Regions from separate parts of the Homo sapiens genome. Here regions 1 and 3 are each linked to region 2. The links are chromatin contacts, found by Hi-C or POLR2A ChIA-PET in ENCODE. All regions are on one chromosome and are shown on one strand. The core of a region is the stretch at or near the end of the contact, and the rest is flanking DNA. Distances in the headings are between cores, read along the strand shown.

What was found. Hi-C counts contacts between places; a loop is a spot of excess contacts on that map. ChIA-PET counts read pairs that join two places held with the same protein, here RNA polymerase II (POLR2A). Pooled maps may share reads with other maps.
Region 1: a loop to region 2 is called in a map of B cell, with 4 times the contacts of the local background. The contact joins the promoter of SMIM41-AS1 here to the promoter of ACVR1B in region 2. A Hi-C loop is called at or near these places in 1 of 168 maps with a recorded cell type or tissue (B cell) and 4 of 50 pooled maps. POLR2A ChIA-PET finds 5 or more read pairs at or near these places in 2 of 52 experiments (Caco-2 and OCI-LY7).
Region 3: a pooled map shows a loop between it and region 2 (2.3-fold over the local background). The contact joins the enhancer-like site here to the promoter of ACVR1B in region 2. A Hi-C loop is called at or near these places in 1 of 168 maps with a recorded cell type or tissue (endothelial cell of hepatic sinusoid) and 8 of 50 pooled maps. POLR2A ChIA-PET finds 5 or more read pairs at or near these places in 1 of 52 experiments (activated CD4-positive, alpha-beta T cell).

Annotation. Positions count from the first base shown.
Region 1 is chr12:52,116,907-52,119,606 of GRCh38, reverse strand. SMIM41-AS1 (SMIM41 antisense RNA 1) reads left to right here and starts at 1,389. Exons shown (of 4, transcript XR_007063312.1): 1 at 1,389-1,714. RefSeq lists enhancers at 478-527, 558-617, 628-767, 1,088-1,327, 2,691-2,700.
Region 2 is chr12:51,950,326-51,953,025 of GRCh38, reverse strand. It overlaps ACVR1B (activin A receptor type 1B), which reads right to left and starts at 1,327. Exons shown (of 9, transcript NM_004302.5): 1 at 1,192-1,327. The coding sequence starts at 1,282. RefSeq lists silencers at 1,333-1,382, 1,413-1,472 and an enhancer at 930-1,549.
Region 3 is chr12:52,087,036-52,089,735 of GRCh38, reverse strand. All of the region lies in intron 2 of SMIM41 (small integral membrane protein 41), which reads right to left. SMIM41-AS1 (SMIM41 antisense RNA 1) reads left to right here. Exons shown (of 4, transcript XR_007063312.1): 4 at 1-524. It also overlaps the pseudogene OR7E47P. Among named protein-coding and RNA genes, the nearest start is that of SMIM41, 8.7 kb to the right of the region's middle. Within about 2 kb of position 1,260, at least 3 of the 41 ENCODE cell types and tissues checked have a DNase peak (open chromatin) inside an H3K27ac peak, as active enhancers do.

The sequences.
Region 1 (2,700 bases), core at 140-2,639, 170 kb before region 2:
GTGACAAGGGCGGGGAGGTAACCTGGACCAAGGAGACTGGACTCTAGCAGGAGGGAAATGACCCCCAGGGCGGGCTTAGGCAAAGTAAACATGATCACAGGGCAACATGCTCCCACAGGACTTTCTGCAGTAAGGAAGTGTGGCTATTGAGCCCTTGAAATAATGAGGCTAGTAAGACGCAGGAACTAATTTTTAAACATTATTTCCTTTCAATTAATTTTTTTTTTTTTTGAGACGGAGTCTTGCTTTGTCACCCAGGCTAGAGTGCAGTGGTGCAATCTTGGCTCACCGCAACCTCCACCTCCCGGGTTCAAGCAGTTCTCCTGCCTCAGCCTCCCAAGTAGCTGGGACTACAGGCACGCGACACCACTCCCGGCTAAATTGTGTATCTTTAGTAGAGACGGGGGTTTCACTTTGTTGGCCAGGCTAGTTTCGAACTCCTGACCTCAGGTGATCCACCACCTCAGCCTCCCAAAGTGCTGGGATTACAGGCATGAGCCACTGAGCCTGGCCCCTTTTAATTAATTCAAATGTAAATAGCTGCACCAGTTAGGAGGCTGTGAAGATGGTCCAGGTGAGGGAGGGTAGGGGCCTGAAATGGGGAGGCAAAGAAATGGGGAGGGCATGGACTCTAGGATTGTCAGGGCACTGGCTATTTAATATTTAACTTAACCACTCAGCCAGTACTGAAACAGTTGTTATGGAGGCCTGCGTTCGTGAGACCTGGCATGCCACAAGTGAGTAGAGCCAAGAAATCATGGAGACCCACTGAAAGAGGGGAAGGAATGCTCAGGGCCTTGGAGGTCTCCTGGGGGTCTGGCCGGGGCAATGGGGTGCTTATGTATCATCACTAGGAACAGAAACCCACGATGAATCAGCTTGGAGATGACAAGTGTGGTTTTGAACACATGGAAACTGAGAGGTCTTAGGACATCCCAGTGAAAGCATCTGGTAGGCTGTTCTGTGTATGGCTCTGATGCTCAGGAGGGAACTGAAACTGAAGACAGCCCTGTCAGTCATCAGAGGTCAAAAATCGGCAGCCCATAGGCCAGCTTCAGGTCACAGATGGAGGTTTAGACTGGCTCACACCATTGATCTCCCGAAGTGCTGGGATTACAAGCACTGCGCCTGGCCTCATCCTACCCACCTCTTCTTTTTTTAAAATTTAAGTTTTTCCATTTGCTGTACTTCATGCCAAGTATACACTCCCCTCCTGCCTGTTCCCAAGCCAGGGACCAAGGACTACAGGCCGGTACAGGATTTGCGCTTGGTTAATCAAGCTACAGTGACTTTACATCCAACAGTACCTAACCCGTACACGTTGTTGGGATTGCTGCCAGCTGAGGACAGCTGGTTCACCTGCTTGGACCTGAAAGACGCTTTCTTTCGTATCAGATTAGCTCCCGAGAGCCAGAAGCTGTTTGCCTTTCAGTGGGAAGATCCGGAGTCAGGTATCACTACTCAGTACACTTGGACCCGGCTTCCCCAAGGGTTCCAGAGCTCCCCCACCATCTTCAGGGAGGCGTTGGCTACAGACCTCCAGAAGCTTCCCACCAGAGACCTAGGCTGCGTGTTGCTCCAGTACGTTGATGACCTTTTGCTGAGACACCCCACGGCAGTCAGGTGCGCCAAGGGAACGGATGCCCTACTCCAGCGCCTGGAGGACTGTGGGTATAAGGTGTCCAAGAAAAAAGCTGAGATCTGTCGACAGCAGGTACGTTACTTGGGATTTACTATCCGACACGGGGAATGCAGCCTGGGATCAGAAAGAAAGCAGGTCATTTGCAATCTACTGGAGCCTAAGAGCAGAAGGCAAGTGAGAGAATTCTTAGGAGCTGTGGGGTTTTGTAGACTGTGGATCCCAAACTTTGCAGTATTAGCCAAGCCTTTGTATGAGGTCACAAAGTGGGGGACCGGGAACCTTTTGAATGGGGATCTCAACAACAGCAAGCCTTTCATGAGTTAAAGGAAAAAACTTATGTCAGCCCCAGCCCTGGGGCTACCCGATCTGACAAAGCCTTTTACATTGTATGTGTCAGAGAGAGAAAAGATGGCAGTTGGAGTTTTCATCCAAACTGTGGGGCCCTGGCCGAGGCCAGTGGCCTACCTCTCTAAACAACTAGATGGGGTTCCTAAAGGATGGCCCCTGTGTTTGAGGGCCTTGGCAGCAACTGCCCTGCTAGTACAAGAAGCAAATAAGCTGACTCTTGGGCAAAACCTGAACATAAAGGCTCCCCATGCTGTGTTGACTTTAATGAATACTAAAGGACATCATTGGCTAACGAATGCTAGACTCACCAAGTACCAAAGTTTGCTCTGTGAAAATCTCCGTATAACCATTGAAGTTTGGAACACCCTAAACCCCACCACCTTGCTCCCAGTATCAGAGAGCCCTGTCGGGCATGATTGTGTAGAAGTGTTTGACTCAGTTGACTCTAGTAGATCTGACCTCCGGGACCAGCCTTGGGCATCAGTAGACTGGGAACTACACGTGGACGGGAGCAGCTTCATCAACCTACAAGGAGAGAGATGTGCAGGGTATGCAGTGGTAACCCTGTACACTGTTGTTGAAGCCAGATCGTTGCCCCAGGGCACTTCAGCCCAGAAAGCTGAACCCATTGCTTTAATTTGGGCCTTAGAACTCCATGAAGGTAAGACTGTAAACATTGACACTGATTCTCGGTATGCCTTTTTAACCCT
Region 2 (2,700 bases), core at 78-2,577:
AAGGCCAAAACACATTCGCCAAGACTCTCTTAAATGAAATATTTTAGGGTTTCATCTGCTCTTCTCAGCCCCCAAAGCCTCAAAAACAACACAGCCAGCGAAGTGTCCCGCAAAAAGGTACCCGCTTCTACAGAGAGGAGAGTGGGGGGGTGGTATAAGGCGAGCCGCAGACTGTGGGGATTGGGAGGTAAGGGGTGTGTGAGGGTGGGCGGGCTGGGAAGAGGCATCGTGTAGGAAGGTAAATAAGTACTGACCAAGGGCCGGGAATACAGTCCAGTGGTGGGATCTTTAAATAATCTTGGGGGTTTGGAGACAGGTTCCAGGATTTCACCTGAAAGGCATCCACAAAGTGATTAACTGAATGGGCCCCCCGGGGTAGGGTGGGGGAGGCGAGGAGGAAAGCAAATACACCTAGATTCACATCAACCCTTGGGGAACTCGGTTCCATAGGGTTAGGGATTCCAAAGCCAGGCTCCAAAAAGGTTTAGGGGCCTGTTCGTCCCACTTCCTCCAAATAGCCTCCACGGGGCATGAGTGCCGGAGGGCGGAGGGGGGATTGCCCCACTGAACTCAAGGGATTGAGTGAAGGGGAAATGTGACTCCCTTTCCCAGAACATTAGGGAGGCAGTGGAGGGAGGGGAAGAAACACGCCAAGTGCAGGACCTGAAGGAAAGGTTAGAGACCCCTTCCCCTACAGTCTGAGGTGCGCGGACTCTCAACATCAGGTTCCCTCGGAGAGGCTAAGACCCCACCGCCCGAACCCCACAGTCTTGGCGGGAGAAAGACGCCCCCCAGGAGCACCTGGAGGGAGGGAAGAAAGCCCCCCGCCCCTGGACACGGTGAAGGGCAGAAACCACGGACCTCCAAATCTTGGAGCTGGAGGCTCAGACTCCCCTCTCTGGAACACGAGGGCGCTGGGAGCGCGACCCCTGAGAACTGCCCGAATCCAGTTCCGCCTGGAACAGGGCTCGGGTCCCCAGGGGCCCGGCGTGAGCTCCGTCGCCGCCGGGCGGCTGCGCCTCGGAGATCGGGGAAGCTGACTGGGGGTCACCCCGACTCCTCTGCGCCCCCCACCCGGCCATATTGTGCTCGTGGGGAGGGGGCGCGCTGTAGTCCAGCGGCCGCGGCTCGAGGCCTCGCCCTTGCCGGGCCCTCTCCATCCCGGCCCCCGCCCCCCGTCCCAGGACTCACCCTGGACCCCCCGGGGCCCGGACCCGCCGCTGCCGGCGAGCAGGAGGACAACAAGGGGGAAGAAGGAGGAGGCTCCGGCCGACTCCGCCATAGTAACCACCGCCGCCGCCGCCGCCGCCGCAGCCCAGCAGCGCCCAGCGCGCGCGCGCGCGCCCCCGGCGCCTCCCCTCCTCCCGCGGCCCGGCTCCCGCCTCCCTCTCCTCCGCCCGGCGCCTGCACGTGCGCTCCCGGCGGAGCCGGCGCCGCGGCCGCCGCGCGCGCCCCCGAAGGGCGGGGCCGGGGCGCGCGCGGGCGCCCGCCTTAAAGGGGAGTGTCCCTGTTAAAGGGGTGGGCGGGGCTCACGCCTCGGCCAACTTCGCGGATCGGTGCCGAGCCCGGCGCGGAGGAGGCCGGAGCCGAACGTGCAGTCTCCTCCCTCTCCTGCACCCCACGCAGTGCAGAATTATCTTATCAGAGTCGATCCCCCGCCCCCGTCGAATATTCTACGAATCCCGTGCGTGTTCCAGTTCCTCCATCCCTGCGCCTAGCCTCAAGCCCCCAGCGCGTCCCCTGGGATCATCGCCGCGGTCTCCTAACTGGTTTCCCTGCCTCGCCTCGCCCCCTGCCATCCTCTGGACGCGGCAGCCTGTGTGATGGAATCGCGGCACGCGCCTTTTCAGAACATAGCAAAGCTCTTTATTGATGACAGTATGGGTGAGGGTGCCGTGTGAGGCACTCTGATTGGGCTGGTAGGTAGAACCCTTTTGGTAAACAATTGGCATTATGCATCAAATGCCTTAAAATCTTCATATCCATTTACCCAGTATTGTCCCCTGTCCTCAAGAAATAATAAGAGGACAGATGTTTATGAAAAATGTTAACTGTATATTTATCATTGTAAAAAAGGTAGAAACTAAGTAGACAATAATAGAAAATGTTAAATTATGGCCCATCCATATGATGGAACATTATTTAGTAATTTAAAATCCTGTTTACAAAAACTATTGACATGAGAAAATGCTTACAAGATAATGTTAAATTAAAAAAGCAAAATGCAACACTGTTTACAGTATTATTCAAATTGTACTGATAATATGTGTTTATAGGAAAAAAAGACTGGAAGGATATTTACCCAATAGTAACAGTAGTTATTGCCATAATTTTTTTACTTTTAACATTTCAATAATTTCTAAATATTTTTCAAATAAATGTTACTTTCAAATCTAGAAGAAATGCTTAAGAAAGTAAACAAATCACTCCGTATCTTTCTGAAAAGAGGTCAGTTTCTTTAGCTTGAGAAAGAACTTGATATAAAGGAAAGGGCAGAATTTTTGCAGCCAGAGAATTCTGGATCTGAATTCTGCTTCCTACTAACTAGCTGTGAAAACTTGGGCAAGGTTTGAACCTCTCTAAGCACAGCTTCACCATCTGAGATCTAGGGGTGGAAAGGATGGCCAAGAGATAGGGAGAACAGTTGCTTAAATGGAATTCTCACCTTCTAAGTTTCACCAACCTGAAGAACTCCCATCG
Region 3 (2,700 bases), core at 11-2,510, 140 kb before region 2:
CTGTGCAGCTGCAAGCCAAGGGACACCAGATATTGCCGGCCACCACCACCGGTCACCACCGGAAGCGAGGCGGAGGCAAGGACGGATTCTCCTGCAGGTTTTTGTTTTGTTTTGTTTTGTTTTGTTTTGTTTTGTTTTTTTGAAGGCGGGGGTCTTGCTCTGTTGCCCGGGTTGGAGTGCATGGCACAATCATGGCTCACTGCAGCCTCAACCTTCCAGGCTCAAGTAAGTCTCTTGTCTCAGCCTCCAGAGTAGCTGGCATGCACCACCATGCCCGGCTAATTTTTTAATGTTTTTGTAGAGATGGGGAAGGGGGTCTCACTGTGTTGCCCAGGCTGGTCTTCAATTCCTGCACTCAAGTGATCCTCCTACCTCAACCTTCCAAAGTGCTGGGATTATGGGTGTGAGCCGCCCCACCCGACCCCCCTACAGGTTTCAGAGGGAGCATGGCCCTGCCAGCACCTGGGTTTCCTACTTCTGGCCTCCAGAACTATCAGAGAATAAATGTCTGCTGTTTCAAGCCACCCAGCTTGTGGTATTTGTTATGGCAGCCCCAGGAGCTAATACACCATCTGACAGGCTCTATTTTTAAATTGTGTACTTTATCATCTGTCTCACATCACAAGAAAGCAGGCAGCACAGGGGCAGGGAATTCCACCGGTTTTGTTCCCTTGGTGCCTGGAGCAGTGCCTGGCACACAGTACAAGCTTTACAAGCAGCGGCGGCTGGATGAGTGAGGGGTGAATGGTTGGAGCCTAGCACTCCTCCACGGCCACTGAAGACTCGGTGCCTGGCAGAGGGGTGGGCACAGCATCCTCAAAGGCCCAGAAGACTGGAGATGGTGGAGCACGTGAGGGACAGTAGTGAGAGACACAGGAGCAGGGAATCAAGAGGGCAGCAGTTTGGGGGGCCACAGGAAGATGCCATCCTATGAGCAGTGGACACCACATTGAGGGAGTGTGAAACAGGGACCAGACAGTGTGGCCAGACAGAACGCGCCTCTGCTGAAGACGACTCTGACAACAGTGTGGAGGATGGGTGGGCTGAGAAGCCCCAAGGGACACAGGGACCAGGTGCAAGGCGAGGTGGCGGCCGGGGACATGAAACAAAGCTTTCCGTCAGGCAGAAGGGACCATATTTGGTGACGCACTGGCTGTGGAGGGGAATCGGGGACAGCTGCTGGGGTGGAGAAACCATCCTCTAAGATGCAGAACCTGCCAGGGAGACGGCTCCCGAGGGAAGAACCTGGCTGTGGGTGTGCTCTGGCACCTTCCACAGTCCTTCCCCATCCGCACTAGCCTCTTGGTGTCCCTTCAGACATGCCAGGCTCATTCCCACCCCAGGAGCTTCCCGCCCCTCTGGCAGGAATACTGTGCCCCAGATCTTCCCTGGCTGAAGTCACCTCACAGGCCAGGTCTCAGCTCAAGTGTCACCTCCTTGGAGAGGCTTTCCCTGGCCACCTTCACGAAAGTCTCCCACAGGTTTCCATCCCGTCACTCTGCTGTCTTTCCATTGCAGCACAATCACTCTCTGCAGGCACCTCATGCATTTGCTTACAGGTACACTGAAGGGCCCTTCCCACCAGCAAGTGCGCAGGCTCTGTGGGACAGCGACCCCTCTGTCTCATGTACAACACATTCTCCAGTGCCTGGGACAGTAGCTGCTCAATAAATCTCTGTAGAATGGGTGGGCAGATTAACATGGCATTCAGGGGCCAAGTTAGGCTGGAGCTGCTGATTTCAGAGCCACGGGCCGAGAGGTGGCGATTTTCATCCAGGGAAGGGCAGGGAGCCCAGGGGAAGATCTAGGAGAGAGCCCAGAGGAACTTGGTGTTGGGACAGGAAAGAGGAAACCCTGGTACAAGACTCTCAAGGAGAGACTGGAGATGCCCCAAGGGCAGGCCTAGGAGCTGAGGGAGTCTGGATTCAACCCAGCAGGCGCTCCAGAGCCCCAGCGCCCAGACACTAAGGTGCCCTTCATCTCATTTGAGTGTTGCCAAGTGGGCATGATCACTATCTCATTTTCCTAAGGATGGAGAGGATTTAACTCACACAGCAAGTGGCAGACTCGGGGGGAAGCCCCAGCAGTGTTCTTCTGGAATCCAAAGTCTCATCCTTTCCTGTTGATGGCACCGAGCTTCTTCGGGAACTGCCACAGGAGCAGGAGGAGATCTGTGAGAAGGGGTCAGCCACAGCAGATGTGGCCAGGAGAGCAGCCGCTGGAGCAACCACCCAGGGGATCTGACGACCTGGCTGTCAGCTTAGCCGGGTGGAGGCCAGGCTGGAGGCCAGGCTGAAGAGGATGGAGACATAAACAGGAGGCAAGGAAGTGGGGACGGCAAGCGTGGGTAACTTTGGAGAAGTTTGGCTGTAAAGGCAAGTGAGACATAGGATAGTAACCGGAGGCGGCAGTGGGTGCAAAGAGCGCTATTTTAAGGTGGCAGAAACCGGAGTATGCTTGGACGTGACAGCCAGCAGAGGAGCAACTGAAGAATCGAGTTAAGGAGGAAGCGGGGTGGCTCAGCACCGGGGTGGAGGGGCTGCAGAGGCGGAGGCCCGGCCCTCCTCTGGCCACTTATTTTCCATGGGAAGTAGGAGGAGGAGAGGGCACCTGAGCAGAGTTGGGAGGTGGGAGGGACAGGTTTGAAAGAGCAGGGAAGGCTTGCAGTAATGCAGCAGGAGAGAGAGCTGGCTGCAGCGA